3 separate regions of the Homo sapiens genome follow, and regions 2 and 3 are each linked to region 1. A link is a loop called in an ENCODE intact Hi-C map of the cell type or tissue named here. Cell type or tissue: Panc1. All regions are shown on one strand. Links, peaks and the distances in the headings refer to the core of each region. The heading gives the core; the rest is flanking DNA. Region 1 has its middle 110 kb from the start of RNF217. Region 2 has its middle 26 kb from the start of NKAIN2. Region 3 overlaps TRDN (triadin).

What was found. A loop is a pair of places that touch in the nucleus more often than their neighbours do. Peaks named below come from ENCODE experiments on the same cell type or tissue, not always from the same donor. Only the 100,000 strongest peaks of a DNase experiment are listed, where the experiment ranks them.
Region 2: a loop joins it to region 1, with 4 times the contacts of the local background. A loop is called at or near these places in 9 of 110 quality-filtered maps.
Region 3: a loop joins it to region 1, with 4 times the contacts of the local background. A loop is called at or near these places in 7 of 110 quality-filtered maps.

The regions. Positions count from the first base shown.
Region 1 is chr6:124,848,765-124,860,195 of GRCh38, forward strand. No RefSeq gene overlaps it. Among named protein-coding and RNA genes, the nearest start is that of RNF217, 110 kb to the right of the region's middle. RefSeq lists a silencer at 7,746-7,946. In Panc1, for the core only: CTCF peaks have their summits at 5,594 and 5,798 (motif pointing left); a DNase peak (open chromatin) is centred at 5,820; H3K27ac peaks cover 4,898 bases.
Region 2 is chr6:123,772,105-123,783,535 of GRCh38, forward strand. No RefSeq gene overlaps it. Among named protein-coding and RNA genes, the nearest start is that of NKAIN2, 26 kb to the right of the region's middle. In Panc1, for the core only: CTCF peaks have their summits at 5,642 (motif pointing right) and 5,855; a DNase peak (open chromatin) is centred at 5,577; H3K27ac peaks cover 4,397 bases.
Region 3 is chr6:123,409,785-123,421,215 of GRCh38, forward strand. All of the region lies in intron 12 of TRDN (triadin), which reads right to left. Among named protein-coding and RNA genes, the nearest start is that of TRDN-AS1, 24 kb to the right of the region's middle. In Panc1, for the core only: CTCF peaks have their summits at 6,259 (motif pointing right) and 6,458; a DNase peak (open chromatin) is centred at 6,257; H3K27ac peaks cover 1,306 bases; H3K27me3 peaks cover 187 bases.

The DNA.
Region 1 (11,431 bases), core at 1,269-9,268:
ACAATGTGATAGAAAAGAAAAACCCATTTTCTGGGAGAAATTCAAGCTGGTTACAGAAATTTGCATAAGTAATGAGGAGCCATATGTTAATTGCTGAGACAATGGGGAAAATGTCTCCAGGGCATGTCAGAGATCTCTGTGGCAGCCCCTCCCATCACAGGCCTGGAGGCTTAGAAGGGAAAAGTGGTTTTGTGGGCCGGGGCCAGGGATCGGCCAGGGATCCTCTGCTCCGTGCAGCCTAGGGACTTGGTTCCCTGCATCCCAGCCACTCTAGCTGTGGCTGAAAGGGCCCGAGGTACAGCTTGAGCTGTGGCTTCACAGGGTGCAAGCCCCAAGCCTTGGCAGCTTCCATGTGGTGTTGAGCCTGTGGGTGCACAGAAATTAAGAATTAAACTTTGGGAACCTCCACCTAGATTTCAGCAGATGTATGGAAAAGAATGGATGTACAGGCAGAAATTTGCTATAGGGGCAGAGACCTCATGGAGAACCCCTGCTAGGGCAATGTGGAAGGGAAATGTGGAGTTGAAACCCCCACACAGAGTCCTCACTGGGGCACTGCCTAGTGGAGCTGTGAGAAGAGGGCCACCGTCCTCCAGACCCAGAATGTCAGATCCACTGAGAGCTTGCACTTTGTGCCTGGAAAATCCTCAATCAATGCCATCTCGTGAAACCAGCTAGGAGTTGGGCCATACCCCACAAAGCCACAGGAGCAGAACTGCCCAAGGCTGTGGGTGCCCACCTTTTGCATCAGCATGACCTGGATGTGAGACATGGAGTCAAATGATATCATTTTGGAGCGTTAAGGTTTGACTGCCCCCCTGAATTTGGACTTGCATGGGGCCTTTAGCCCCCTTATTTTGGCCAATTTCTTCCTTCTGGAACAGGTGTATTTACCCAATGCCTGTACCCCCATTGTATCTAGAAAGTAACTAACTTGCTTTTGATTTTACAGGCTCATAGGCAGAAGGAACTTGCCTGTCTCAGATGAGACTTTGGACTGTGGACTTTTGAGTTAATGCTGAAATAAATTAAGACTTGAGGGACTGTTGGGAAGGCATGATCGCTTTTGAAATGTGAGGACATGACATTTGGGAGGAGCCAGGGGTGGAATGGTATGGTTTGGCTCTGTGTCTCCACCCAAATCTCATTTTTAATTGTAGCTTTCCTAATTCCCATGTGTTGTGGGAGGGACCTAGTGGGCAATAAATGAATCATAGGGGGCAGTTTCCCCCATACTGTTATCGTGGTAGTGAATAAGTCTCATGAGATCTGATGGCTTTATAAAGGGAAACTCCTTTTGCTTGGCTCTCATCCTCTTTCTTGCCTGCTGCCATGTAAGATGTGCCTTTTGCCTTCCACCATGATTGTGAGGCCTCCCCAGCCACATGGAACTGTGAATTCATTAAACCTCTTTTTTTTATTTAATAAATTACCCTGTCTCAGGTATGTCTTTAACAGCAGTGTAAGAACAGACTAATACAAGTTCCTTCCACAGTTTTCCTCATCTCAGTTAATGAAATATCCGTTTATCAGTTGCTGAAGCCAAAGCTACGGTGTCAATTTTGCCCCCTCTACTTCTCTCATGTCCCAAATGCAATCCATCAGAACATTATAATTTGGTCCTACAGGTGCTACCTTCAAAACATGTCCATAGATTGATAGCTTCTCATCATTCCCACTGCCAATACCCTGGTCCAAACTATCATTACCTCTTTCCTGGTGTATAGGATGCTGTGATGTATGACACAGATACCCCTTTATGCCTGGAAGACTAACTTCCCCTGCTCAGGGAGTACTCTACTTCTGGTAGGCAGCAACTCAGTGGCTATCCCTCTTTGGAAATTGCCTCCATTGAAAAAGCCTATTTCATCCAAGGTTACATTATCTTCCTGGGACATCCCACATCCAATGACTAGTCCACATTGGGGGATAAAGGACAAATCTTCTAACCTAGTGCAGTCTGCTTGCCATTCCAGCTTTAGCACTCCCACTAGGGTGGCTGAGAACTTTTAGGACGTTATATCTCAACCCAACTTCTCCCATCACCTGATTCTGCTTTCTTCCCTTTCCTGCCATGGGAATCAATTCCAAGATCTAACTTACACTTACATTAATCTCAGTCTCAGAGTCTACTTCCCTAGGACCCTAATTCAACATCAGGACTATTGCAGAGGTCTTCAAACAGGCCTTCCTGTTTCTACCCTTTCTCCCCTTAGTTCTCAACACAGCATCCAAAGCAAATCTCCTAAAATCTAACTTTGATTATGTCCCTTCTCTGCATAAAACTCTCCTGTGCATCAACATCTCATGACCCTCTGAGATCTGAGATCTGGACCCCTGCCATTTCTTTAACCTTTTTATCTGTCTCAGTTTTCTTCATTCTGCTTCAGTCACACTGAACAGTCACACTGCCCTCTCTGCTGTTCCTTAAATATGTTAGGCATCTTTTAACTGCTTCTTGCTGTATTGTCTGCCTAGAATGCTCTCCTGTCATGTATCTACATGGCAGTTTCTTATGCTTTCATCATGTCTTTAGTCATCTATTCAATGGAGTCTTCCTTCAACATTTTATATCTTCCTACCCTCTTAATTCTTATCTTTAGCACATACAATTCAATACTATAATTCTGCTCCTTTACCTTATCATCTATTCCTCAAACTAGAATGCAAACTCCATGAGTACAGAAATCTCTGTTTTGTTTATTACTACATTTCCAAAGCCTAGAATAGTGCCTGGCAAGCCATGACTATTCAATTAAATATTTAGTAACTAATAAATAATCAAACTCAATTGTTAGTTGGTTAAATTACAAATAAAACTAATAATGTATGTTCTAGGATATTTTCTTTCAAAGACCAAATAAGTAAATTTAACATACTTTGTAAAATGAATTAGAGGGAAGAAGAGTCAGGAAACTAGTTAAAACACTCAGCTTGTGCAAATGTGAAGCAATACAGATTTGGAACCAAGACTCTGGCAATATGATTAGAATAGAAGGGGAAAACTTTGTTTTACTATGAAAATGATGAGAAGGTATGAAACAAAAAGTCAGAAACAGGACCAAGATAACTTAGTTACCAGGGATTTTTGAGGACAAAAAAAAAAAATGTTGTTTCATTCCAACAGGCATTTAAAGTTGTAGAGCTGAAACCAAGGAAAGATGTATACTAGAGATAAGTTGAACATTGTTTACAATGGGATACAAACTGAAAGCATGAAAAAAAGATCTTTTCAGGAATCAGAATAATGAGTTAGAAAAAGGTAAGACCAACCCTTGTGATATGCTGAAATTTTTAGGAGGAAAGAAGGAAAGGACAAATGGGACATAGGTAAGGCCCATCTAGGAGGTAGGTAGAAATGGAAACACTGCAGTATCAAAGAAGTCAAGAGAATAGTTTAAGAAGGTCAAGCTCAACAGTGATAAAAGCTTTAAGTAGGTCATAAAAAATAAGGCCTAAGAAAGCTGGTTGAATTTCTCAACTGGATGTTCATAGTATTTAAATTATTAAGTCACATAAGAGGAATGTAATTCTTTCATCATATGTATTTTAATCTGAGGTCTGTTTTCTTTGCATTGCATTTAAAAATATACATAAATTTACAACATGCTAGTTTATTAACACTTTATAGGAAATAGTATGTCTTGTTACTGTACTAATGGTTTGGCAATTAATAAATTGCCCATTTTAGAGAAGATGATGCAACCTACCCCTTTGCAAAAGTCCTAAGTAAAATCTATTAAATTATTTCAGGGTTTACATCTTGATTCCTTACACAGTCTTTGTTGCAACTATTTGACACTGCCATTATAGCTTGAAAGCAGCCATAGACATTATTAGAATGATGGATGTGACTGTGTTTCAATAAAATTAATTTACAAAAACAGGCAACTGACTAGACTGAGCCCATAGGCTGCAGTTTGTCAACTCCTAAGCGACTAAAAATATGCCAGAAGTGGAAACTATGGTGCCGTGATGTTGTCTATACTGAGATAGAAGCACAATTTTTTTTGTAAATGCAGAAAACATCCTCTTTTTTGTCTCCTAAAGTCTCTGGTTGTTGCATATTTTATTTTAAATATAACCATGTACCGAAGTCTGAAAAATTAAGAGTTCAAATGAACAGGCAGAGAAAAATATATGCTGTGACCCTCAGATCAAACAGCTTTCATATATTCATTAATATATCTTAAACATCTTTATGGGTTACCAATGATGCATAAGGAGCTGTGCTGGGTACTGTAAGAAACCCAAAGATGGGTAATATTCAGTCCCTTTCATCAGGAAGTTAAGAACCCAGTAGAAAAAATAATACATTCTTACAAATATAGGATGTTAAATACACATAGAAATGTGTCACAGAAGAAAATAAAAATACGTTTTTCTAGATGAGGGAGAAATTACTCTTAGCTGGCTTGAGGAAATGTGGAAGTTTAGGAGAGAGATCACAGCCCCTTTCCTGAAGGAAATAACATTAGGTTACTATGAAAGTAACTGTGTTTTTTGCCATTGAAAGTAATAGCAAGAACCGTAATTACTTTTTGCACCTCATATATGAGACATGTCTCATAGACTTGGATAAATACAAATTTAAAAGACAATCCCAAGGGAAAGGACATAAAAAACAAAGAGTACAACATACATAAAATCCCGGTGGTAAAAAAATAAAGCTATGTGAACAAAAATGAATAATTACTTTTTATAAAAATATAAAGTAATATGCTGAATGTAGATAAGGCCAGAGAGTTAAATGGGAGCAAGACATTATTGGGACTTAAAAGGCATTGGAACAGAATGAATCCAGGTTTGGGCAGGTAGAAGCTCACACAGTGTTTTAAGCCCTACTGAAGAAAAAGAATATATATAAAATTACATATAAAAGTAAACATGTATTCAGAATGAGAAAAGAAGTTACAACAAATCAAAAAGTTTTAAAAGTAGACAAACGCTACAAAAATCACAAGATCCAGAATCGATCTTAACGCTTGGATTATGTTACTATCTGAAATACCCCATTGACTGGCTACACTCTTCGATCATATTGCCACATGACAAAGACTATAACTCAGCCGCCTTTCCTCTAGCACAGCTGACCAACATGTTTTAATGATAGTATATAAAAGTGTCTTTCGGCTTCACAAAACATTGTTGATGATGGTAAATTTTTAGGAATACTGTCAAATTTGGGAAAGTGTTTATATTGCGAGATTTCAGGGCATTTCCAATTATCTTACTCAGTGACTAATTGTAAATATTTCTTAAATTGATGAAAAATTTGTCATTAATGTCCTCATATAGTGGCATATCATTCGTTTTATGCTATCTTTCTTGAAGGAAGTAATATGTGTCAAGAATTTAAATCTTTTTCCAGTGTGTTCAGATGATTCATGCCTCATGGGTAATCAGGTTAGTAAACAATTCAGGAACCTACTCATTATTTCTATTTGTAGAGCATGTGTCTTCTTTTTGATGAACTTAAAGGGAAGCAATCTCATAAGATGAGGAAACCTGAGGTGTGGCAATATCTATGGACCACTAAAATAATACTTTGAAAAATTTTAATTATGAATTATGTATTTCTACAGTTTGGAAACCTCATTACTTATTTCAGTAATTAAAGGTACTAGTGGAAATAGTTAAATTATTTTAAATGTTCAAAAATATATAACCAAAGAACACACCATCTTAGGAGGTCATAAAATTAATAATTCCTCCTGATGAAACAATTTATTATGATACATTTCTAGTGCCATCTAGTGTTTAAAAGAGTATATATGAATTTCTCAAAGACTATAGGCAAAATAAGTAAACAATTTAGTTTTAATTTTTATCAACATACATTCTTTGATTCTACATCTCAGTGATACCATCTAAGATTTTATATTAAAAATTGACAACAAAATAATTTTAAGCCCACAGAGCTTTTAGAAATTAATTAAATTCTTATGCAATAAAAGGAATTAATTCTGTCACTATGCTGAAAAAAGACAAGTCAGGACTTCAAGCTACTATAAGACAGAGAGACTAGTTCTCATTGAAATGTCTAATCCGATAGATATTTTCAATAGAGTCTTAGGTCAAGAAGAATATTTTTGGTTAAATCAAGATGAATTTAAGCTGTGTAAGTGATATCTTTTTAAACCATTATGACTAACTTTATAGCTCTACTAAAGGCAAAAGGTTTTATTTAACAAATCAGTCAGTTTACTGTTGCTGTCACCAAATCCAGATATTTAAGTATCTCAATTTTATCAAAATAACATAGCTTCCTTGATTTTACTATTTGTATCCTATAAAAACAATATTACATTAACAAACAAAAGCTTATCTAACCATTTTTTATTGTTATGTGCAAAACCTAAAACTAGAAATTTAAAAACTTCTGCAAATTCAACATGAGAAATAGGCAACAGACTTGTTTTCTTTATCCTCCTTTTACTATTAATTCACTGACAATATAAAACAGCTGATTTAGATATCATTAAACTCATATTGCTCTTCTATTCTGAGGTTTTAGACTGAGAAACAAAGTCAAAACAAATTACAAATTCAAAAACCAAATGCATACTGCAAATATCATAAGATGAGACACAACCAAAAAAGAGAATTTTAGACCAATATCCTTGATGAATGTTGATGCAAAAATCCTCAATAAAATACTGGCAAACCAAATCTAGCAGCACATCAAAAAGCTTATCCACCACGATCAAGTGGGCTTCATCCCTGGGATACAAGGCTGGTTCAATATACGCAAATCAATAAATGTAATCCAGCATATAAACAGAACCAAAGACAAAAACCACATGATTATCTCAATAGATGCAGAAAAGGCCTTTGACAAAATTCAACAACCCTTCATGCTAAAAACTCTCAATAAATTAGGTATTGATGGGATGTATCTCAAAATAATAAGAGCTATCTATGACAAACCCACAGCCAATATCATACTGATTGGGCAAAAACTGGAAGCATTCCCTTTGAAAGCTGGCACAAGACAGGGATGCCCTCTCTCACCACTCCTATTCAACACAGTGTTGGAAGTTCTGGCCAGGGCAATTAGGCAGGAGAAGGAAATAAATGGTATTCAATTAGGAAAAGAGGAAGTCAAATTGTCCCTGTTTGCAGACGACATGATTGTATATCTAGAAAACCCCATTGTCTCAGCCCAAAATCTCCTTAAGCTGATAAGCAACTTCAGCAAAGTCTCAGGATACAAAATCAATGTGCAAAAATCACAAGCATTCTTATACACCAATAACAGACAAACAGAGAGCCAAATCATGAGTGAACTCCCATTCACAATTGCTTCAAAGAGAATAAAATACCTAGGAATCCACCTTACAAGGGACATGAAGGACCTCTTCAAGGAGAACTACAAACCACTGCTCAATGAAATTAAAGAGGATACAAAGAAATGGAAGAACATTCCATGCTCATGGATAGAAAGAATCAATATGGTGAAAATGGCCATACTGCCCACGGTAATTTATAGATTCAATGCATCCCCATCAAGCTACCAATGACTTTCTTCACGGATTTGGAAAAAACTACTTTAAAGTTCATATGGAACCAAAAAAGAGCCTGCATCGCCAAGTCAATCCTAAGCCAAAAGAACAAAGCTGGAGGCATCACGCTACCTGACTTCAAACTATACTACAAGGCTATAGTAACCAAAAATATCATAATGTTTTTATATGTTTTTAACCTAGGTTTACTTTTTAAAACTCAGAGTAACAAACCACTCCCTTCAGCTCACATAGGCATTTGTAACAACACAGCAATGCCACGCAAAGATTACTCTCACTTCACACTGATGAAATGGAATGGTCCGTTTTATACGTCATCTTGACTGGGCTAAGGAATGCCCAGACAGCTGGCAAAATACGATTTCGGGGTGTGTCTGTGAGGGTATTTCTGAAAGAGATTACCATATGAATCAGTAGATTTATTAAAGAAGATTTACCCTCATCAATGTGGGCCAGCATCATCAAATTCACTGAGTGCCCAAATAGCACAAAAAGGCAGAAGAAGGGTGAATTTGCCTTTTGCTGCAGCTGGGACATCCATCTTCTCCCATCTGGGGTACATTGATGCTCCTGTTTCTGGGGCCTTTGGGCTTGAACTGGAATTACACCACCAGCTTTCCTGGGCCTCCAGCTTACTGATGGCAGGTCCTGAGACTCCTCAGCCTCCATAGTTGTGTGAGCCCATTCTTCAAAATAAATATCTTTCTATATGTCTATACATATACTATTGACCCTGTTTCTTTGGAAAACCCTGACCACTACAATTGGTGCTTCTAAACCCAGGTGGATGCACAATGTTCAGTCCTCAGGAGACTCATCCACACAGCCACCACCTCTCAGTTGCCCTGTTTCTGCAGGGGCAATGTTAATTACACTCAGACTGGTCAGTCTAGTCCAGGCTTACAAGGGCCAGGAGCACTGTACCAGGCATCATAGGACTACATTTCTAGGACTACATTTCCAGGACTACCAGGAAGTCATGGAAGTATTTGATAAGTTCATTCATTCAAGAAGTTTTCAATCAACAGTTTGGCAGTACTGAGCTCCAGTCAACCCCAGAGGAGGAGAACAGGGGGTGCAAGGCAGGCAAGTTGTGCTTGGCTAGACAGTCCCTAATTAAAACTGCTAGCAATAGCAGCAGTAGAGATGTGTGAGTATATGTGAGGAACTGTGTATGTGAAGTGACAAGCAATGCAGCTAAGCCTCTCTAATAGCCCAATGGAGTATATTTTGCTGTGAGACCATCTTTGATCCATAAGCACACATCTTACCTCTCACGTGGCAGGCTCTCAACTACTTTGCTTTACCTGCTAGGTACTAAATAAAAATACTCTGAATGAGGTCTCCCTTTAAAAAAAAAAAAAAAAAAAAAAAAAAGCTACTGCAAATGAGAAAAATTTTCTGTATCTAGAGAGGGAGTAATTTTTACCTTGTTAGTTTCTGATTAATGCAGTTGCTGTTAAATTCCACCTGCTGATTAGAGTTGCAACGTTAAAAAAGCTCCCAGAAATAGTTCTTGAATTATTCATCTTTAACCCTAAAATGTATTCTGGTTACAACAGTGGATAGTTAAATCTGGGCTGACAATTCTTACTTATACTCAATTTGAACACTAATCCTCAAGCGGAATATAGAAACGACAAACAAGAAAGAGTCATAAATTTGACCTGTCATTGTGTTTGCTCACTATTTTTTCCTTTAAACAACACATTACAAATTGCTTCAGATGTGATATAATCTTATTACATAACAAAAAGTTTTATCATTGGAACATTTTTAAACTGAATTTTTTTATTTTTCAAAAAATAAATTTATAGGAAAGCCACATATGAATTATATATTTTATTGTAAAAATATTTTTATTTAATTCATTCATTCTATCCTTTTTTCCACATAGAATTGCAATTAAGCAGTCTCAGGCACATGAAAGCAAATTATTTTAACCATCTAAGAAGTTCCAATCACAACTACCTTCATTTGATTCTTTCCAGTATTTCACAATTTTCTCTTTACAGAAATTCTGTCTAACTAATAAGTGTTTATTTTTTATCCTTGGGTATTTCTGTTAAATACCCAAGCCAATTTCTTAGGTCCTGTATTCAAAGAAAATCAATATTAGTGCATCATTCCTTTTCATATATATATGAAAAACAAGCTTTAAGATGCCTTGTGAAGCTTTCCTCTGTAAGATAAATAATCGTTTCTTTTTTTTGGTAGGTCTTTACTCCAAACCCTCTAAGTCAAAATAGTTTATTTACTTAAAAATTCATTTGTTTGTTCTTTCATTTAATATTAAAATCTTTTCTTGATTCCGAAAAAGCTGGAAGCATTTTACAGATTTAAAGGACAATTTTTTCAGAATAAAGCACAAAGGAAAGCAAAGATGAGTAAAATGTTTAAAGAGTGTCATAAGAAAAGGAGCAAATGCCTTAAGATATGAGACAGTTAATCTTTTATTATGCAATCCTGGATAAGCCAGTTTCAGTTTTTGAATTTCTAAGAGTCCCACAATGGTGAAAATCATTAAGCCACTTACGAGAGCTTAATGCTAATCATACCACACAGATTCTCGATGTTCTCTTGCCTACACTAGCTCAGGTGACATTTTATGGACCAAGTGAGCAAGAGGAGATGAGCCAAAATGGCCTGAGGAACAAATCAGACCAGCCCAATGGGACAGTGACCCTGGCTGGGAGAGCTGGAAACAACAAAGTCACATTATGACCTGGAGAGAGAGCCTTCTCTGCAGGTTCCACTTTAAGCCGTACCCCTTCCAATCTGACCGTTCTCAGCATCTCTGCCTCCATCACACTGACCCAAGGCACTAGTTTTTACCTTTCCTGTGTCACCACAGTAGTCTCCTAACTAGCTTTCCTGCTTCTACTCTTGGCCCCATGTATTATAATAATAGATATATAGTAGATAATTGGCCCCATCTATTGGCTATCAATTATTATAATTATATATGTTTAATATATTATAATTATCTATAACATACTTAATATATTATGATTATCTATTATCCAATTATCTAGAATTAAATATATTAGATATAATATAATTGAATATATCATATTTAATATACATTAAATGATATATTTTTAATTTATATATAATCATAATATATTAAATGTATAATATATTTAATATAATAACAATAGCCAATAGATGAGGGCCAATTTTCTACTATATATCTATTATTATAATACATGGGGCCAAGAGTAGAAGCAGGAAAGCTAGTTAGGAGACTGCTGTGGTGACACAGGAAAGGTAAAAACTAGTGCCTTGGTTCAGTGTGATGGAGGCAGAGATGCTGAGAATGGTCAGATTGGAAGGGGTACAGTTTAAAGTTTAATATTTAATAATTGTTAAATATATATTAAATATATAATTATTAAATATTAATATATATGATATAATTAAATATATTATATTTCCGGCTTCCACTCTTGGCCCCATCTATTATAATAATATATATAATAGTTCTTCACATAGCAGCCAGAAGAATCCACTTAAAATATAACTTGGATCATGTCACTCTCCTCCACAAAACTCTTTGGTAGCTCTCTATTACCCCCAACATAAAATGAACCTCCTTTACTAAGACTTAAAGGACTTACTGTGAGCTAGCTCCAGCATATGTATATCAGGCCTCATTTACTACCACATTCTCTCCAGTCATACTGACTCCCTTGATCTTTCTCAAATACCTCAAGAACACTCTCACTTCAGATTCTTACGATTGCTGTCCCTTTGCCTCAAACATTCTTTCTTCAGATATTTGCTTGTTGATACTCTCACTTCAATCAAGTCTTCTAATCAAACATCTAAAAGATGTCTTCCATGACCATGCCATCTAAAATGGCTGCCACCCATCACTCTTAGTACCACACCTGCCTTTCCTT
Region 2 (11,431 bases), core at 2,279-10,278, 1.1 Mb before region 1:
GGGCAGAGAAGTTCTAAGAGGCATGACAGTGAATCACTTAAATGACAAACATTTTCTTACTTGCCTCTACTGCATAGCAGAAACCCTCCCTCCTCCTAAACGACAGAGTAATTATACCTGTGAGAACAGTACCTCAGTTCCTTGCTTCCTGGTAGTCTCTGCACAAGGAATCCAAGGTGACCAAGTTGTGGCAACAGGTTAGAATTTAATGGGATATTTTCTATGTTCTCTGGTCATCCGAACTAGGACATCTAAACCTGCAAAGGCTAGAATTGTAGGTGAGAAGAGCACACATTCACCAAGTACTTCATTGAGATTGACAGTAAACAAAGCCATCCAACTTCCTTCCCTTGGTTTCCAGACCCAGACACAAGTGTTCTACATACTGGGACACAGACCATAAAATGGTTGTTGATTTGGTGTGCATACTACATCCTGAAGGATGATGCCCCATCCTTGCAGGGTATAATCTCCAAGCTGGCACCTCAGCTGTGCCGTCAGAGGCTTTTCCATCACTCTGTCAGGCTGACAATTTACTGGAGGTACAGTATGTGATAGGACCAGTCAGGTATCCACAACTTCACTCCATTTGCTCTAAAGTGTGTTCTTTAGTCTGATAGGATTGATATGATGATATATATAATTTTATTTGGCCAGGCATGGTGGCTCATGCCTGTAATCCCAGCCCTTTGGGAGGCTAAGGCAGGCGGATTACCTAAGGTCAGGAGTTTGAGACCAGCCTGGCCAACATGGTGAAACCTTGTCTCTACTTAAAAAAAAAAAAAAAAATTTATTTATGCACTCTCTAAACCTGGAATACTGGTGCTAACTGAGGTCCTAAATACAGGAAAGAGTTCAAAGTAATCAAGTTAACCCTAAGTAACTAGTTGATTTCCCAAAAGTATGGTTTCATACTGGGGGCTCACCACTGGTTTCCATTGCTGGTAAATTGGACATTTGGCAGCAGCTAAAGCTAAATCACCCTTGGTGAAAGGAAGCACAGGACATAAGCCTCATTCATAGCCTTCATTCCTGCCACCACGGCCACACATTTCATAAGCCTGTTGTGCCAGCACTGAGGTTAATTACAGAGGCTGGTTGATGTCAATTGGCTGAATCATTTTTTAACATTCATTTGGTAGTGCTTATTCTCATGTGGGCACTCTCTGAAAGGCTTTAGTATGTTATAGAAAATACTTTGGGTCCACTCCCAGAGCCCTCCATGTGTCCCTTCCTCTGACCTGTCTGTCCCTCATTTCCAAATCTTTCTCCTTCCAGACAAGTTATCCTCAAATTGCCATTGGTCCATATATTCTAATCTTGGGCAATTTATTTATTTATTTATTTATTTATGCAAAGGAAATGACCAGGTGTACCATCCAAATATGTGCCTGTTGGGAATATTTTCCTTCACTGATGTCTTTTTGGCCCTCCCCCGAGTAGAGCTATACTGTAGCTGTTGTTAATTTTCAGTATACAGACCTATATTATGTGAATGTATACTTTAAAAGGCTCACTTCTTTCTGTCATTTGATCTTAAGAGACCTCCCATGTGGTGATAGAAGTTAGCCAAGAGAGGTGGGTGCCAGTGTGACAATAGTAGGGACATGGGATTCTGGGCCAGCTACTCATGCAACTTACTTGTGCCTTTGGGCCCTATTCATGCTGAACATAAATGCAGCATTTCCATTCTGCAAGGTATGGCTGCTGGGCTAGCCTGACCTTACAATTTGGTGGGTCTGACAATATCCAGCTCATGATGGGCAGTTCTGGCAACATACACACTTGATGTCCCATGGCTAAGTGTTCATCTTAGGGTACAGAAGAAAACCAGGGACTCTTTTTGCACGGTATATCATTCTTTTCTATAGATGACATGGCCTTGCTTCGGAAACACCACTTTCTGAATACTTGTTAGATATTTACATTGTAATTCTTTTGCTGGGACTTTGTATAACTTTTATATGGCATCTTTTCCCATCATGGATGCAGCTAAAATCATAGATGCTGCTGTTTCTGTCATATGGACCAATTTGCAAGGGTGCTCACACTCTTGCCTGGATCTACCACCAAGAACTTTCCTGGTTTGGGACCCATCCACAGCTGGCAGCCTGTAATGTCATTTGGTAACAGGACTAGGAAAAAAATTCCCACATAAAGAAAATGCTGCTTCCAGAACCCAAAGAGGTCTACCAGGCATTGTGATTCCTTCTTATTGGTGATAAATGCAAGATGGCATAATTTTTTTTTCCTTTGAAAGTGACATCTCAGAATCTCCCAGACTACTGAACTCCTAAAAACTTCTTTGGTGTGGCAGCCCCCTGATTCTCCATAGGAGGTGAGTCCTGAGTCCATGTCCTCTTATTTGTACTCATTTTAGTCAACCTATCCACATTATCTAACAATCACTTCCCTTCTTGAAAACATTTTTCACTTGTTGTCTGTGAAACTCTTCCCTAGTCTCCTAGTTACTGTTCATTCCTTACCACTCTCATTTGTCTACTCCTCCTCATATACCTGACCTCTAATCATTGCAAAGACCAGGGCTCTTCTCTCAAAACTCTTTTCTATCTCTTCTTTATTCCCAGATGATCTCCAAATGCAAGAATTTAAACATCATCACTAATCTGTTAATTCACACATTAAAAAAAAATTTTTTTGGCAATTCTCCCCTAAATTTCAACCTTAAACATCCAATTGCCTATTCAATATTTCCATCTGAATATTTAAAAGACACCTCAAATTCTAAATATTCAAAACACAACTCTTAATTCCTTTCCTCTCTGTTTCCACCTTCTCGGGGGGAAAAAACCTCTCCTTTTCCGTAAGTCTATCCCATCTGCACAAAAAGCATCTTTTTTTTCCAGTTGCTGAAAAATCTTTGAGTTATCCTTGAACCCTCTTTTCTTTCACATTCCACATCTAATCCATTACAAATTTATTTCAATTCTTACTTTGAATCCTATCTGATATATGAATCTGTTTCCCCACATTGACCATTAACATCCTGGCCAAATCACCATCACTTCTTGTCTGGATTGTTGTAAAACTTCCTAATTGATCGCATCTCTTTCTTTCCCTTTGCAGTCCATTACGCATGCCAAAGCCAGAGTGAGCCTTTTACAATATGAGCCAGATCATGTTCCTTTTCAGATCAATTCTTAAATGGTTTTTTTTGTATTTGGATCAGGCCTTACGTGACTTGGTGTCTTACTGTTTCTCTGAGCTCATCTCCAAACACTCCCCTCCTCATTCACTCTGCTCTAGCTGTGGAATTTTTTGCACACGGCAAGTCCGCTTCCACTGAAGGCTCTTTACAGCTGCTGCAGCTCTGTCTGAAATGTTTTCCCTTAAAACTTTTGAAGCCTTTTTAAATGTTCATTTATAAGACCTGCCTTTCCCAGCCCCTTATGTAAAATAACACTCCATCACTTTTTATCTTCCTTATCCTAATTTATTTCTCTTGCTAATGTTTATTGCCACTTACGTACATTTATTTATTTTCCTCCTTCCTTTGTTTCTTATTTCTTATTTGTTTTTTGTTTCTCACTTCTAGAATGTAAAATCTATAAAAGAACAGATTTTGTGTATTCTGTTTACTATAGAATTATTGTGCCAAAACCAGTACCTAGCATATAAGAAGTTAATACACATTTGTTGAATACATGAATAAAAATTATTCTGTGATTCTTAAAATAGTGAACTAAACTTAAACTTTCTATCAGGCATAGAAATAAAATGTTCAAAATTTTATGTAGGTATATTTTTATTGTTATGTCTTTTTATTTTAGAGTACTTTACATATTTGGATTTTATTATTTCTTATATTTTAAGTATCAAGAAAAGAATTAGATAAGGGCATTAAGTATTATGCCTCACAGATTGTTTGTTTGTTTTGCTATGTAATCCTCTATGTATGTAGCAAATAAATACGATATCAAACTTGTACCTAATTATGACAAGAAGCTTTTCTAAATAACTGGGATTTTGGACTAGGGAATTTCGTCATTGCTGATATTTTCAAAACACATTTCCCACAGAACAAGTAGGTATGTATAATATATTTGCAAGGATCACCTATACTACTTAACTGGTGCTTCCCTGGACTAGGGAGAGAACAAAGGAAAACAGTAAAGAAACTGATAAAGTGTTAGCTTTCTTTTTAGTAGAAGAAAAGATGGAGAAAATAATGAACTATACATATGTCTTAATTAAAATTAAGAAAGCAGAAATATAGATGAGAAGTAAAAATAAAGAATAACAGATTCATTAAAAATCATTAAGCTTGGAACACTAAGCTCTTACTATGTGGCACAAACTTGTGAAATGGTTTACATAGTATTTTCTTATTTAATCCTCATGATACCTCCATGAGCTAGATTCTGTTACCCTCTCCCATTTCGAAGATGGGTTCTCTAAGAGAAGACAGTGACTAAACCAAGGACAGATAAATGTTGAAGTCAGGATTACAAACTAGGTTTTCTGACTCCAGAATCATGTTTTTTACTGCTGAGCTAGAGTTTACAGCATAATTCTGACAGAAGACTGCAAGCAGCAGTTGTCATCTACTAAATATCATGTTACCTCGAAGATCCGAGGTAACCTATTTATCCTTAATTGTTCATTCTCTAGCTAAGGTCTTACTAGTGAAGTTAGGTCCTTACCTGTGATCTAACTGCAGCACTGCTTTGAAATTAATGATAAAGGACACCACCCTTGATTTTAAAGAAAAGAGAGCTGGAAGTTATTTTATTTTCAATACTCTGTAACACAGTAGTCCCTCCGTATCTGTGGGGGACTGGTTCCAGGACCCTCCTTCTCCCACAGTTACCCAAATTCAGAGATGCTCAAGTCCGTCATATAAAATGGTGTAATATTTACATATAATCTATGCACATCCTCTCATATTCTTTAAGTCATCTCTAGATTATTCCAAATGCCTAATAGGATGTAAATGCTATGCAAATAGCTGTTATACTGGGTTACTTAGAGAATAATTACAAGGAAAAAAGTCTGTACATGTTCAGTCCAGACATAACCATCCTTTTTTCTGAATATTTCTTGATCTGTGGTTGGTTGAATCCACAGATGTGGAACCTACAAATATAGAGGCTTGAATGTGTGTTTAAAACTGTTGTTATTCTAGCTAATGATGTAGTAAAATAGTTTTAAACAAATGCTTGTGCGAAAGTCCAGAATGTTACAGCTCAGACTGGTTAAGGGAACTATTCAGACTGAAGAGAAAAACAGCCAAATCCTGAAGTCAGAAACAGGTGGATAATGAAGCACCACTGTAATCTGTTCTTACATTTCCATTTAGGCATTTATTTTTTAACTTGGGCAGGGAAGATGAGACAGAATTCAAAAAGCACTTGGAGAGTTTCTTCAATGAGCAAAGAGTAGCACTGAATGCTTTGGGTAATACAAGGAGGTAAGATTTGATACTTGGCCCTCAGATATCTTATTCCATAATGTTAACCTTTGACCAATCTAACCTTACAAACATACACAGATTTGAGCAGTCACCTTAAAAAAGAAAGTATGTTGTGTGGCACAGGCAGCTCCAATCATTTACTCTGACATGTCTTGATGTATAGCATAGACATTTTTTTGTTGTTCTTAGTTTAATAGTTTCAGGCATAAAGCATTAGCCACATGAGGTCACTGTTGTTCATGCATGAATTATAACTATAATATAGTTATAAGCATAAATCTTGATTCTCCTGGTTGAGTTGTCTTACGATCCATGCGATGAATATGTAACATGTATGTGGAGGAGTGGAGACAAGGTATTCCATCGGGCATACTTGAGGAATTAAGAATTCATTTAACCTAGATACACTCCTTTAACATTTTAGGATGTATTTTATGGCTAAATCAGCAATTGCTTTTAATAAATCCAGAATTAAAATTTTTAAACTATTTCAATTACAGGAAAAAAAAATCTAATAATGTATACAAAAGATAACTTTGTCCTTAGAGTAATTCTGAAATTATCCACATGTGAGACTGAATCATTCAGGCTTCACTGGTGGTTTAATTTAATTTAATCTATATTTTTGGGGAGACAGGGGGCTTCCTATGTTTCCAGGCTGGACTTGAACTCTTGGGCTCAAGTGATCCTCATGCCTCAGTCTCTCAAGTAGCTGTGACTACATTTGCCTACACTGCATCTGGGGTTTCACTGGTGATGCTAAGAAGCATGCTAAGTTTCATAGTCTTATATCTAGTCAATTATCATGGAATATCTTTAGCAATATAAGAAATAAATTATTTACATTTAGATAGCTTTATTTTAAATCCATGGGGTCAGGACACTGTGGAAAAATAAGAGTTGCTGGCATAAACTGCTACTTCTCACAGCCAGAGGTCCCTTTTGAATTAAGGCACTTCGGAGTTATTAAATTAAACAATGGACAAATAAATACTAGGCTTTCCAAACAATGGAATATCCTGGATATAGTGTTTATGAACCAGAGGACATTATAATTGTGTGTGTGTGTGTGTGTGTGTGTGTGTGTGTGTGTCTGTCTGTCTGTCGGTCTGTCTGTGTGTCTGTGTCTGTCTGTCTGTCGGTCTGTCTGTCTGTGTGTGTGTATGGTCTTGTCTTGTGCTCCCACCGTGCCACCAAAACTGGTTTCGTCAAAGTCACTAACAACCTCTATATTAAGTCCAATGGACACTGCTTGGTCTTCTTTTTACTGGATCTCTCAATAACATTGAATAGAACTGACCACTCCCTTTTTCTTGAAATTTTCTCTTCTTCTGCCTTCTATAAGGCCATCCTCTTCTATTTTTTTTTTTTTTTAATTTCAAGCTTTTTAAGCTGTTTCTCTTAGATACTCAACCCCTAAATATTGGCATTCCTTAGTTCTCTCTTGAACCCAGTCTTCATCTCTATCCCCCCAAGTGACCTTATTCATTTTTATTTTTAAAAATACCATCTGTATGCTGATGACTACCTAATTTATATCGGCAGCCCCAGTTCCTTTTCAGCTCCAGACTAGCATATCCAATCTGCCTAGTTAACACTTCCATATGAGTGTCACCCAGACATTGCACCTCAGCACCTAGTACATTCCTGACAAATGGTAGAAGTTTAATGGATCTTTCTTGAGTGGATGAGTTTGCAGGTGTGCATGTACATCATGTCTGTACCAGCTCCTATATGATTTATTTGTATTGAGGTCACACTGGATCACTTGTGTATTAAGACTTTGAGAGGAAATATATGAAATAAAATTATAGCATATGTGGAAGAAGATGTCCCTTATACTCTTTGCTATGTCAGTATTTCTTAAAGATATTTGGTAAATCACATAAAACATGTTATTTTATCATACAACATATGGAAAGTCATAGGAAATGATTATTGAATTTTTTCCTACACTTAGTCACTATTTTACATTTCTGGCCAAATTTTCTAACATCTCTTTCCAACTCTGTTTTCTCAGCTGCCCTCTTAAGCTCTACTGGGAAAGTGTCTTTTATTCCATATACTTTCCAACATTAATGAGAAAAGAATAAATATTGTGATAGCCTCAGTAAGATGATTGCATTCTTATCATAAATATTTCTATTGAATATTGGACATATAATTATTTTTAAGGATTTTTTAAACAACAAACTTGCCAACTTCATTTAGTGGAAACATGACAGATGGGATCTTCATGAAGGTTAGATTATCTAAAGAAAAAAAAATTTATGAATAAGAATATCGTCCAACATTTTAATATTAGTATCTTCTGAGATAAAAGTGATAGCCATGTTAAATAGAATAATGAGACTAAAGGCTAGTGGTTCTTCAGAATGTTTTCAAAGTTAGAGAGGCTGCCCCCCTATTCATTTCTCTTTTTATGATTAGTAGGCTAATTAACTTTGAAAAGCTACTTTTGTTAAACCCTTATTAAGCTAGGATTATGTCTTCTGATTGTCTCTTCTATGGGACCAGAGATAAGTAATGAAAAAAATATACTAACTTCAGATTTTGTTAAAGTTTCTAACCTAGTGAGTTCATTCTGGCTGCTTAATTCCAAGGCTTACTTCAGTCACTGACTTTTCCACTTCTGGTTATTGTAAATTATGAAATGTTGAGATTCTTATCCCTTGCTAGTCCTCCATAAGGCTCGGTTCAAGCCTGTTTCTATTTATAAGCTCTAAACATTAAATTTTCATTGAATGGAACATATGTTTTTAATTTCAGGGCATTTGACTGCATATAAATACTTGGAAGACTGATTGACACTTCTTAAAGTTAAAAATTATATGAACACCATCTTTGACTACTATTTTGAGTTTCTTATAATGTTTAGAATATTACTGAATATAGAGTGAACAATAACATGTAATAAATCTTTTTTGATTTGGAAAACAACTTATTCTTTTCCCCTTTTGGTAACAAATATACTCTTATGAAGAGCAACATTTTTCACCCATCCAACCAGTGTCATAAATGAGAGACTCAACATAGAACCTGAAATCACAAGGAACAGCCATCTTCATGGATATTTTTTTCATTAGTCTGAGAAATTATTGCTAAACTGTTGACAGCCAATTAAAAACATTATGAGATAGCAAACTTAGAGTCTTCAGAAACTATTGAGTATTAAGACTGGCGTATGTAAGTCTGTTTGTGTGCCTGTGTGTGCATGTATTTGTGTGTAGATGCTGGGTATGTAGGTCTGAAATTGCCTGTTTTGATACATATGCATGTCTATTCATTGCAGGTAGGAGAAATAAGCAAATGATTTTCCAACAGAGGTATTTTCTATCCCTATGATTTCTTTCATTATGTAGGTGGTATACATACACCAATGTGAGAAAGTTTAGTGAATAAATGAATGAACAAATTCAAAACTGAGCTTCGAGGCATGGGTTGAACTCCAAGAGATGGAAATGAGGAGTAAGCAGAAGGACCCCTGTGTGATAGTTGTGCTCTTGTTACCTCAGGGGCCTTGGTTTCTCCTCTTTAAAAGAGGAAACATGTAGGATTTGTGAGTATTTGTATCTACCGGGTATTTATAACCTTTTGGGTCTAAGACTTCTAAATATTGAGTGACCATATAATTTATCAAAAATGAAATCCTCTTGAGAGTTAAAGTGGGGCATTATTAATAATTAACCTAGGATAATAGGCATGAAATAACTTTGCTTTGAATACACTGGGATTGATGGCCAAACTCCCATGATAATCTGATGAAAGCTATTAACACTACGTTTGAAGCCCTTGATAATTATCTGTCTATTATTTTGAGGGGTCCTTCTCCTCCAGAACTTGACTATTCAAATTACAAACTATTCCTTTCTTTGCGGCTTTGAAATCAAGCACACAGGTCCTTTGAATTCCACAGATTTTCTTGTTGATTATACAGGGTATACAAAAGTCACACAGCTAATTAAGGTAACAAATGAAGCCCAGTCTCTTGTTCTAAGAGGCTGGATATTCAAGGTGCCTTCTACACCCTTGATTTTTAGCCCAGTAAGCATGGACTTTAGAATCACACAGACATTAATTCAAAGTCTAGTTTATCACGTACCGTGTGCCTTTGGGCAAATTATTACTCTCTTTAAGTCTCAGTTACTCCATCTATAATACAGTGGTATTGAGATGATTAAATTAGATGGGAGTTGTTTAGTGCTTAGGATAATGCTGAACAAATAATATATGTCCATGCGCAGCAATGTTTTATATAATTAATCTCATTAGTTTCCAGCTATTCTCTAACTCATGGCAGCAAAAAACAGGAAATAAAATCTCCAGCCCTGACTTTTTCCCTGCTATCTATACACATATATATCAAGCTCCTTATTTGATATCTAAACTTGGTTGTCTAAAAGACACTACCAACTTATGGAAACAAACAGACCATTTGTAGAAGATAAAGCACAACTTGCTCCTCCAAAAATCTTCCCCATTTCTGGAAAGTGTACCCCTGATGACTCAGGTGATCAGGATAAAAACCTAGGAGTTATTCTTAATCCCTAGAATTGTTACCCTACTCACTTTCTATATGCCATTTGTAAATAAGTCCTGTTGGCTCTAGCTCCCTGGACTTCTCAAATCTGACCATTCCTTCTCTATAAGGACAGCTCTAAACAAACAATTATTTCATGTCTGAACCACTACAATTGAGCCTTATCTACTTTCTCTGCAATCCTTTAAGTCAAAACAGCTAAAGACAATTTAAAAACTTGATTGATTCAGATCGCATTCATTCCTAACTTTGAATATTCCAATATGTTTTTCTTACTGCTTTTTCAATAGAGTCTTTTTTGTTTGTTTAGTCACAGGCTACAAGGTCATCTTACACTATCTAGGTCCTGCCTACTTCAGTGGGCTCATTGTCTCCAGCTTCGAGGTTTCTTTTACTACCTTCTGGTCACTCTGGCTGTCTTTCTGCCCTTTGGATTTGGTAACTGTGTCCTCTCTGGACCTCTGAACTCTCTATTTCCTCTATTTGAGTCATTTTCTTACTGGATCCCTCATGATTACCACCATCACATTTTAAGGTCCAGATGAACTTTAATTTTCTTTGAGAGGCGTTCTGTAAACATCCTACAAAAAGGACTACCTCATCCTTTGTAAAACATTTTTATTAAGTGTTTTCCTATCACTATCAGCTACTTGCCTGGGTAGATGTAATATATGCATTTACAGTATTCACAATCAATGATTAGTTTATTGTTTGCTTTCCCCAATAGAAAATAGACCCCATAAAAGCAGGGTTTATTCACTACTCTATTCCCAGCATCCAGAATCTTATTAGTACATAGTGGATGCTCCAAATATAGACACTGTGTACACGATGTTTTGCCCTCCATTCTGTTTCCTAAGCTTTACTGGTTATCTTCATATGCATGCATTCACCAAGGCTATGAAAATAAAATACAAGCCCCCACCTACAACTTTGCAGACCAAAGGATAATGCTGAAGGAATAAGCAACTGACTCAACATTGCTTAATGTTGATGCAGGCCAAATAAATAAGTGTCAATTGAGAAATAATACAATAAGTAAAGCAACTTAAAGCCAACATAATACCTTGATTACTTCTAAAGTTGATAATACTGGAGATTATATCTGAGGGAAAGTGAAATTCCTAAAACCAAATTAGGGAGTCTTTTTTTTTTTTTTCTTTTTCTTTGAGACAGGGTCTCATTCTGTCACCCATGCTGGAGTGCTGGAGTGCAGTGGCACAATTATAACTCACTGCAGCCTCTAACTCCTGGCCTCAAGTAATCCTCCTGTCTCAGGTTCCCAAGTAGCTGAAACTATAAGCATGCTCCACCATGACCAGGTAATTTTTTGTTTCAATTTTTTTCTCTTTTTTGTAGAAATAGGGTCTTGCTATGTTGACCAGGTTGGTGACAGTCTTAATTAGCAAGCCCCAGGCAGGGCTAATAATCACAGCCTCATCATATAGAAGGATGTC
Region 3 (11,431 bases), core at 2,349-10,348, 1.4 Mb before region 1:
AGATTTTATGAAATTCATTGAAACAAGACACCTGTCCATCCAGAAGACCAGTAAGGGGTGATATTTTATGAAAGTAACAACTGGTATTCAAACAAAGGGGAGGTGGAGAGAGGAGGATAAGGATTTGAACAAAGAAGGCTCTGAAATAATCATAATTGTAAGAGAGAGTGGGTTGACTTTAAACAATTGGATGGACTTTTATATGGATGGAGCAAAGGGCGATGAAAGAGTTATCAAGAGATGAAGCCAGAGAAAGATCAGGAAAGACATTGAAACTCTTCAATTAAGACTTTATCCTAGGGACAAAGTAAAGCTTTGGCAGGTTTAAGTGGAGAGTGAAATAATCAGACATGCCGTCAGTGAAATCATTGATGCAGAATATTTGGTGTAAAGTACATATTGTGAAGGAGGATACAGTACTGCTCCAGACTAGAGTAATGATGACCTGAACTAAGACAAAGGCTGCGGAGTCCAAGAGCTGTGGGCAGATATAAGAGATCAAATTGGTAAGACATTTCTATGCCCAATCACATAAAGTAAAACAGAACACCATGCATTTTCTCCCCTTTTGCAAGCACCTAGCATCAGGACAATAAAATATTACTCACTGCACTCACAAAAATTACCAAATAGTTTACAGCAAAACAAAAAGTGATCAACGAAGAAACAAAATGAACCAAAATGTAATGTTAATCATTTCTATAACATTTATTGTATTTTCTCTTCACTTATTGAAACTAAAAGTATTTTAAGTATATATTTATTGTGTATCCACAATAAGTGACTAGGGAATTTATGACAGCAACAGCAACAAATAAACATAGGGTCAGTGAAAATACATGTGGTATTAATTAAATGTACAGTGATTTATACACAGTTTTACTAAAATGATAGTGGATTACATCACTGTTTATACATATCTGGACATCACAAATATTAGTATTTAAGAGTCAGCTTTGAGGGTGAAATAGAATGTGTAATTAAAAGGAAGACAGAGATGAAAGTCTGAATCTTTCCAAAGGTTGTAGCCTTTATTTCTGTCCCTTAGTGTGTTAATATATTTCTAAATTTTGCTTCACAAATACATAACAAAATGACACCTATTGATTGCCAACATACATCAGCAGTGTGCTAGGCATTTTGAAAATTATTATACCCAATACTAATATAATGAACGGCCAAATTTGATATTTACAAGCAGAAGAGTGCCTGGTGTGTAGCTGTTATTCAATAAGTTTTGTTACATGTATGAATAACTTTCTTTCTTTTTTTTTTTTTTTGAGTCAGAGTCTCGCTCTGTTGCCCAGGCTGGAGTGCAGTGGTGGGATATCGGCTCACTGCAACCTCCACCTCCTGGGTTCAAGCGATTATCCAACCTCAGCCTCACGAGTAGCTGGGGTTACAGGTGCCCGCCACCACGCCCAGCTAATTTTTGTATTTTTAGTAGAGACGAGCTTTCTCCGTGTTGGCAGGGCGGGTCTCGAACTCCTGACCTCATGATCCGCCTGCCTCGGCTTCCCAAAATGCTGGGATTAGAAGCATGAGCCACCGCACCCAGCCTGAATAACTACTTTCTAAGGAAGATTGATTATGGCAAATAAAGGGTCCTTCAAGCAACAGGATGAGTGTGAATATCAAAAGGAGAGTTTGCGAATAGAGGCTGAAGAGAACTGAATTGCTTTGTATGACCTAGTTGGAAAGTTTGGAATTTCTGGGGGAAATCCAAAACTCAGGATGTGAGAACAAGCTATGGCAGAAGGAAGGCACCAAAGAGGAGTCAGAGAGATGACGTGCAGTGGGAGGGAACCTGGGAAAGGGCAGTGAAGAGTAGCCTGAGGATATTAAATAGCAAAGATACCCAATACTTAATCTGTATTTATTAATATTGCCACATAGTAAGAACTTTCCCCATCCCCTCTACCATCTGCAGGTATCTTTTTAAAAAAATTCTATGCTTTGCACAACTGGTTTCTGAAAATGGATTTTATGGAAACTAAAGAAAAGTGCTTTTATGGAAAAAAACAAAAGGCCAGCATACAGAGAATTAAGAAGCCAGTCCATGAGCTGAACCAAGTAAGTAAGAGCAGAACTCACAGAGAGAAGTGATCTAGGGCATGTAAACCTTAGCAACATTTAAGAAAACATGGGAAGGATTTGGGACTTTTAAAGAGTATAGGTATATTAGAGACAGTTTTTACCAGCTTATGAGACCAGATAGTTAAATTTTCAGAAATCCTTCTGGCTGGTTAATTTCATGTTGTTAGCTTCAAATTGGCCTTGGTGGAATTACGTACACCACGGAAATCAGCAAACACTATAACGCAGTACTATTTTTATCTCCCCAAAATATAGCTAACCAGCACACCATGGAATCTTATGTAGTTATTAGACGAACACAGGACCTGAACCTTGCCTTAACTAAAACCACAATTTACTTCCCAAGTCTATATTATTGGAAAACAAGGGAAATGGGTGGGAGCTGGGGAGAACATGGTAAATTTAAAGATTAGGCAGTGCTGTCCAATATGGCAGCCAATAACTGTATTAAGCTGTTTAAATGCAAAATTAAATAATTTAAAGTTAAATAAAACTGAAAATTTGACTTCTCAATAACTAGTCATATTTCAACAGCTAAAGAGCCACCTGTGGCTAGTGGCTGCCACATGCAACAGTACAGACATAAGATATTTCTACCAATATAGGAAGTTTAATTGGATAGTGCTGGAAGACCATCATCACATTTTAAGAAATGTCCTATTTTTCTTCCTAGATTTAGAATTTCATTGTGGTATAGCTGCCTGGTGAGATTATGAATACTCTTCTGGGTCTCTTAATGTTCTGTAAGCAAGATGCCTGATCATCATTGGTTACATCTCTTTATCAACAGACTGTAGGCTCAGCTGGGAACTTACCAAACTCGGATATGTAGCTTTTAGTAACTTCTATGAATAAATATTTTGTGGTAAAAAGTTTAAAAATTAACTAAAACAATATCAATTTTTAAAAAAATTCTAAATAATAATGGTAAATCCTAAAACGACCAGAATAATTCTCATCATGTGATAAAATCATAAGAAAAAAATAAAGAAAAATTATGTTCGGTTCATTAGTAACTAGCTAATTTAGACCTTGACAGCTTCCAGCAGATTGGAATCCCCAAAAAATATCTAAAATGTTCAATAATTCTCTGTGTTCAAACATAGAACTAAACATGATTACTTAAGGAGGAATGTGGTGGACAATGAAAAAATCACATTAAAAAGAAAATAGCATGGAGAAAACGAGGGAAAAGCAATATAAGAAATCAAGATATCATAGTACTTCTTGATTTGAAAAGTTAACACTCTTTAGAAAGTTTGGAATCCATGTAATGTGATTCTGTGAAAAGGTCATTTAATGGTTTCATCTTTCTGTTCTCAACAAATTCCCAGTGTTGGGGCAACAGTAGCAGTAATGCCAATGACATCAGCATCTCAGTCTCTCAGTCTGAATCTTGGACTCAATGTCCTGTGATTGCTCCCAAAACAATTATCAAAAACACTTCAATTTCAGAGACTTTTATATGTCTGGACTTTCTGGCATCAAACAATCAAATTGTTACTTTAATTAGAATTACATCTGAAATCACACCTTGGTGAAATACCAGAAAGTACTGGTTATAAAAAATAATTAAAATGGTGTTTCTAAAGGGTGTAGAATTGACCATTACTCAAAATTACTTAGGAGTATTTTAAGCACTTAAGGTGAAGCTTTGGTTCTTTATAGTGAGCTTGAATTGATGACTTCATAGCCTGATAAAAGTGAATTCTCCAGGAATAAATAGGGCATTGTAAGAAAAAGCACTTGACAAGAGAAAGAGTGGTGTTTAATACAGCCAGTTGGCAAGTGAATATAGTTTCCCAAAAGGCATTCTTGAAGGTATTTTTTCACATAAAATTGTAACAAATTTCATTGGCTTTGAAGATGTGCTTGCCTATTATAACAGACATGTCAAAAACCATTGACAAATCATGAATAGGCTTCTTACAGATAAAGAGATAGTCAACAGTGTCAAATGCAAAATCTTTTTAGTAATGACTAAATCCAGAGACTCTCAGAAGAGGATGAAGCCCCCTACTCACCATTAGACATCTCTACCAGATTAAGAGTTATCCATTACTAAGTGTTGGTTAGTAAAGGTTCAAGGGGTAACTAGTTTTCTCTTGCATTCAGCCCATTTTCTTACCTTTTAATCACACATCAGAAGGCACCTTTTCAAATGCTTTGCTACACATGCATCAAGCCTGCACAATTTCTCTGATCTTCAAGTTCGCTATCTGATGAAGAATTAAGGTTAATTTTACATGACTTCTTTAATTTTGATGAACCTATGCCACATCTTTGCATTTAGCATTCCTTTAAGTTCCAATTAATAATACTTTCCGAAATATTGATCAAGGTTAACCTTAAGGTTACTAAATCCTTTCTATTGAGATTTTTTTAAAAAAATTCTAGAAACCACTGAAATGTCATTAAAACACAGAATAAGTGTTACCTCATGTTTAACGAGAACGTACTCCATAGGATATATAGAAATATGTGAGTTATAGGAATTTTCACATTGCCATGATATTCTGAGATTCATTGCTTGAGGGAGGCTGTCCATGGAATATATTGGATATTAGTAAGCAGTTGACATTGTCCTAGAGTTCATTTGATAAATAACAAATGCATATATACAAATATCAGCTTTTCTTTCAGTCAGGAAAAATCAAATCTTTTATTCTGTATGTTGTGGAGGTTTTAGCTGAATAGAAAATATATGTGTAATAATAAAGAGTTCCCAATCAAGAACTTGGAAGCAGGAAAATGGAATTGCCATTCTGAGAGTTAAGTCTTAAAACACACATTACATTTTAGGGGAAAAACCACTATATGCAAATTTAGTGATTCGCATAATAGTTTTGCCAAAATTTCTCTCTTTAAGTATTCTGCTCACAATTAGTAATATAAGAATCTTTTGATTATTGCTGGAAAATGAGTACCCTAGGATTATTACTGATTTCATTCTCCTAGGTAAAAATGTAATGATAATACAATTTTGAATATCGTTTCAGTTTTACTTACATCTATATACAGAAACTTTAACATATCAAATTTTATTAAATAATTACATGAATAAGAAGTAAAACTAGATAATATTTATATTTAAGGAGTCCTTTCTAATTCATTCATTCAGCAAATATTAATTGAGCATCTACTCTGTGCCAGATGCCACTCTAGGCTCTGTGAACACAATTATTAAACACTCAGAGGCTTGTCCTTTTGTAGCTTTGCATACTTCTTGGTAATATAAATGTATGATGGATATTTCAGAACAGTGCTTACTACAAATAAGGAATTCAACTAAATGCTTATTGAGTGATCAGGCTGAACTATCCTTACAAACTAGTTACTTATTTATATTTAATTTTCCCATGAGACATGATTTGACCTTTAGCTTATCAAATGCTACATACCAAACACATACAAATTATAAAAATATTTACCATGTATTGGATACTTGTAATATTCCAAGTACTGGGCTAGACAGCTTACCTAGATTTTCTCATTTAACCTTGACAAGATCGCTGTAACGTTAGAACCATTAGAGTCTTTCCAGAGAAGGAAACTAAGGCTCATCCATAGAACTTGCAGGTGACTGAGGCAAGGCTCAAAGCCAGACAGTCTAAGCAGGTAGCCCTTAAGATAAACACCCATGTAATGTTAAAACATAGTTCTTTCTATCCCATATGTAAATTTATATTTATTAGGCAAACACTATATAAAAATAGTAAGTGTACTAGCCAAATAATCATAACCACAAATATCACAATAAAAAGAAAATGATGTGGTCTCTCTCTGGATTCAAGAATACTACTGTTGTAGAGACCTAAGAAAGAAGACCTAATAAAGGTCAATGGTACCTCAGTGATAAGTAGACATTAGGCTAATTTCAATTTAATAGCAATTTATTTATTCCCTACTATGTGAACTGCATTGCATATACTGTATAGACAAAAATAACTACTGGGCTAAACTAAAAGATTCCTCAAAGCACAGAACAACATCAGCGAATACTTTAGTCGAGTTTCCATATTCTAGTTTTATATGTGCTCAATAGACATATTTACCTAGGAGGATAAGTATTATTGAAAGTTTTAGCACTGCTGGGCCTAAATGTTTTTGGTTTTGCAAATACTCCAGGATGGAGTATGACGTTCACAACTACGACCACCAGATGGCACTAGTCTTATCCTTTTCTGAAGAGAATTTCATATGCAAAATTCAGTGACAGCAGTGTCACTAAAGTTAAGGGGACAGAGCAAGAGGCAACTAAACAAATTTTCCAGCCAACAAAACACACGAGAAATGTGTTTATGTTAATTCTAATTGTTTTCACTTTTATAATTGCTTAAAATGATCTGTACTCAGGCCCTTTGAAAGCATCAGACCTCACTCAGGATAATATCTTTTGTGATCCAGATCTCCACAACTCGGTTAACTTCACCTCCTACCACCTGCTCCTCACTCATGCTATTCTATTCCACTGCTTCTTTTCCTGTTCCCTGATCATTGGGGTTTTTGCATTTCTTCTGTGTGAAGGTTGCATTTTTACTGTATGAAACTATTTTCACAAATGTGTGTGCAGCTCACTCCTTTCTTCATCCAAGTCTCTGTTCAGATAGCATCTCCTTAGACAGCCCTTCCCAGACCACCCAGTGAAAACACAGCACCTTCCATATTCTCTATCCACTTGCCCTCTCAATTCTTCATAGCAAGTATCATTCTCGGATATCATACTACATGCCCTTTATGATTTGTCTCCTTCACTGGACTATGAAGTTCTATAAATGCAAAAACTTTGTCTCCTTGTCACCATTATTCTTTTCCTCTTTTTTTCTTTTTTTTTAGTTGACAGAGTCTTGCTCTGTTGCACTCAGGCTGGAGTGCAGCGGCATAATCTCAGCTCGCTGAAACCTCCGTCTCCCGGGTCCAAGCGATTCTCTCGCCTCAGTTTCTCAAGTAGCTAGGATTACAGGCATCTGCCACCAAGCCTAGCTAATTTTTTGTATTTTTAATAGAGATGGGGCTTCACCATATTGGCCAGGCTGGACTTGAGCTCCTGACCTTAGGTGATCCACCTGCCTCCGTCTCCCAAAGTTGTGGGATTACAGGCGTGAGCCACCACGCCCAGCCACCATTATTCTTTAGTACCCAGAAAAGCATCTTTCTAATGAAAGGACTCAATAAGTGAACAAATGAATTAATGAAGGAATACCTAAGGAGAATAAGAGAATCATTAAGTCTATACAAATCATTTCTCAAGAATGAGGATTTGCATACCACCAAGGTCACTCTCAGTCCTGCATCTCCCTTTATATCTGTCTCATAAAATTATTATGTTATGATCTCTCCAAATTTGAAATTTTCTAAATTAATTTGAGGGAAGCATATTAAGTCTACCTTTCAGATTCAGGTATTATTGGCCTAAAATCCTACAATATAAAATTTTTTGATCCCTATTACCAAAATCACAGAGTGCAATTTGGTTTTACTTTCAGCTAACTGAGATAGGAATGGCTTTCCGTGTTCAGTTCCAGGGATACAAATTATTCTTTATATTCTAATGCAGGAAGACTGGTAGCAATGTATATAAATAACATTATAAAGGGCTATTTCTGTGATTGTTTTGAAGATCAGAAATATGGTCAAAGGGGCTCTTTCAATGCCTTTATAAAGCGAAATCACAAAGGTCAGCCAATGAGAAGAGAAAAGAGGTTTCTTTTTTCCTCATTCCCCCACGTATCCTTGCCCTTTTGTACTGTAAATTGCACAAGCTGGCATTTAAATGCACAATGTCAAAGGCAGAGCACATGCATTCAACCTGTGCAAAAAGACAGCTGGCTAGGGGCAGAAAGAGAAAAATACTGCCCTAAAGCCTTCAGGGCCAAGCTGCCAATGATACATCCCATCTCTCCGGTTTCTCATATCACAGTATTTGCCCTGTGGACAAAGAAGAAGTAGCCAAAGGAGCACTTTCCTTCTGACAGAGCAGAGCAGCTATATTCCACCTCTGAGACCAATAACCCCTCCTAGCTGCTTTTGTTAAGCAAAGACACCAGGGATGATGATCTGAACCATTTCAGCCCTTAAATCACGTTTGTAACAGTGGCTATTTTTGTCAAGGGCTAACTCCACATTTTGCTTATTTGGCTCTCACAATTAAAATTACTCATCCAGGACTGGGTAAGTATAACACACAAATGAAAGTGGGATTCAGACACTAATAAGAACATGCTGTAATAATTTTGACCCAGAGGTAGCTTGTCATAATAGGTAGGGTAAGTGTGACCGTTATTTCCCTGGTTTAGGAATACACACCAGCTGGCAAGGAAGGGTGGATGTTCGCACTGTTGCCCTCCAGCAACTCAGTAGGAAAAAGACTAAAAAAATCCATTTGTGCTCACATCATCAAATACGTCTTCAGCTGTTGTTTCATGCTGTGTGTGTGTGTATGTGTGTGTGTGTGTGGTTAAACTAAGCAGCTGAAAAGCAAGTTACTGAATCAAGTAGTTGCTAAATCCAAACTTTTTTTAATGTTTTGATTTAGAAATAAAAATTCAGGACCATCTACCTAAGTTTCCATTCTTTCTTTTTTCCTGCTCCAACATAGGCAATGATACCATACAACATACTTTCATCCCAAACACTGGCACCCTAAAAGCAGTGATTTTCCAAAAGAACAAGTACCTCTTCACTCACCCTCAGCTCCCATGGAGGTAGGTGGCTACAAGAATCTCAGAATCTTGTTATAGTTTGACAAAGTCTCATACTTTGAGACTTTGCAAGGTACTCTTTCCTCTACACTCAACCCCCAACCCCAACATAAAGCCACTGACTCCATTCCATCTTCTCGGTTTATAAAGAAAAAGCAGAAGCCTGAAACGATGAGGGTTGTGCATCCAGTGGCAGGGTTAGACCTCAGGTCCAAGCTCCCGACTCCCAGCAAAGCATTCTGTTTCACTGCTCATGGCTGCTTTTTTTATGAGCCTTGATGAGTGTTTTGCTTACCTGGCAGAAGAGAATCACCCAAGGATCATTTTTAAAATACAGTTGTCTTTCTTATCCTTGCACCAGGACGACTGAATCATAATCGCTGATGGGAAGAGAGATTCTGGTATTCTAAACCTCTAGAGATGCTGTTTCAAGATGAGCAGGTCTATCTATGTGAACCTACTCCCAAAGGCCATGGGAGCTGAGAGGCTAAAAAAAGAAACTGATAGATCCAGTTTCTCTGAAAGAAGCATTTCCTAGGGATTTACAAGCAGAAGCCATGTCTCGGGTAGCTGAGAGGTGGTGGATCCCCGCACTGTTAACCCCCAGAGCCAGGGCTTCTATACCATAGAGAAAGGGTATAGATGTTTCAGAAGGAATTTGCCTATAAGCAGGATTTATGGTAAGTACTTGAAAATAGAAATCTGAGAGGAACTGGGGTTAAGCAGAAGTCAGCATAGTGAATTAGTTTCCATGATGGAGTTGCTTTAGCCTTTACACATGCATAATTTTTTAAAATTTATTTTTTGTTTTAGAGACAGGGTCTCACTCTGGCACCTAGGCTGGAGTACAGTGGTGTGATAACTTACTGCAGCCTCTATTTCCTGGGTTCAAATGATGCCCCTGCCTCAGCCTCCAAAGTAGCTAGGACTACAGGCATGTGCCACAGCCCCAGGTTAATTTTTTAATTGTTTATAGACAGGGGGCGGGTCTCACTATGTTGCCCAGGCTGGTCTCAAACTCCTAGTCTCAAGTGATCTTTTCACCTTGGTCTCCCACAGCACTCGCAAATACATAATTTTAAAAGCTTCTGAGATGGAGCACAATCATCCACACTGGACATCTCTGAGAATAAAAGAAAGTGTGATGAATAATTATGTCAATGCTACAGGAGAAAACTGGTGTGTATGTCACCTTAACCTTGGGTGATACTACTGAGTACCTCCTGCCTCCCAAGTGCTAATGGTCATTGAAACTTTGACAATCGTTTTAGAATCAGAGAAAACAGATTTCAAGTCCTAATTCCTTCCTACATCAGCAGTAGAAATTTTTACTCTCGAAAACAAATGAATGTGTGCACTTCTGTGAAATGAGGGTGACAATTTTCATCAGTTTTTCGTCAGTACCCAGTGGAGTGATTGAAACCTTGTAAACAAAAGTGAATATTGACACAAATGGTCAAACCACAGGAAAAAGGGGATCCTGAAGTTTTAAGGAGTTAATGCAAGCAAAGTGCTCGTAATTTAATAGGTGGACAATAAATGTAAGTTCCTTTTCCACTTAGGGCTTTAATAAACAAAATTACAATCATCTTAAATGATCTAATTGCTATTTTTGCTATTTTTGGATAGAAATCATTTTAAAAGCTTATTTTATAAAGCTGTAAGAAAACAAATGACTTTCATAAAGTTTAGAAATGACTGTCCTCTGACATGCACTAGTGGTAAAAGATGGCAGCTGAAATACAAGCAGCCTTTCAAATGCTCTTTCTGGTTCTACTGTTTTCCTGGCAGAGATGCAAGGATTTTTTTAAAAAAAAAACAGCAAAACTGTCTATTATTCTCTCAAAACAATTAACACAAAAACTTTTGAATTCAGTGAAGGTCAGAGGATTAATAGGTTTTATCTGCAATGTGTTTGAAAAGCTAATTAAGACTCCACATACAGCAGAGGAGACTGGGAATACAATATTTAGTTTTTCTCTACATGACCACAGTGAGCAAAAGTGAATAAAGACAAAGTAAATGCAGAAATTCACAGATGGGAGGCAAATCCTTTTTGAAGGATATAAAACTAAAAATACATCTCATGTGATGGAAGATGCTTCCTTTGTTTATTCAATGGGTGGATTCAGCATCTGCTTCATACTGGCATTATACTAGGTGCTAGATACTCAGTGTCGAAAAAAACAGAATGGACTCACTTTTTTTTCTCTAGCCTAAAGATTACTTAAGTAACAAAGGAACCACATTATAAATTAATGGAAAAAATTTTTAATTGTTGTTAAATGCCAAAAGGAAAATGGTTTTTGGGTTCCCCAAAATATTGTTTAACAACAACTGAACCAGCCAACTGAAGTGCTCATATGAAAACAGTATGTTTTTAAAAAGTCATCATGACAGAACGGTATCTATTTCCCTCTGATTCTTTCTTTTTTCTAACAACATTCTTCTTCCAGTTAAAAGAGAGGAAACAGCAGAGATCACAAAATTCTCTGAGGAAATTTATCTGCTAAAAAGCCATTTAAATAAATACTGATACATGTTTTCTTTTCCTTCCTTAGAAGCTCAGTTGCTATATACTGGGTGAATTTCCTTTATAATGCTTTCCGTGGCTCTCTCCTCTCAATCTGCCA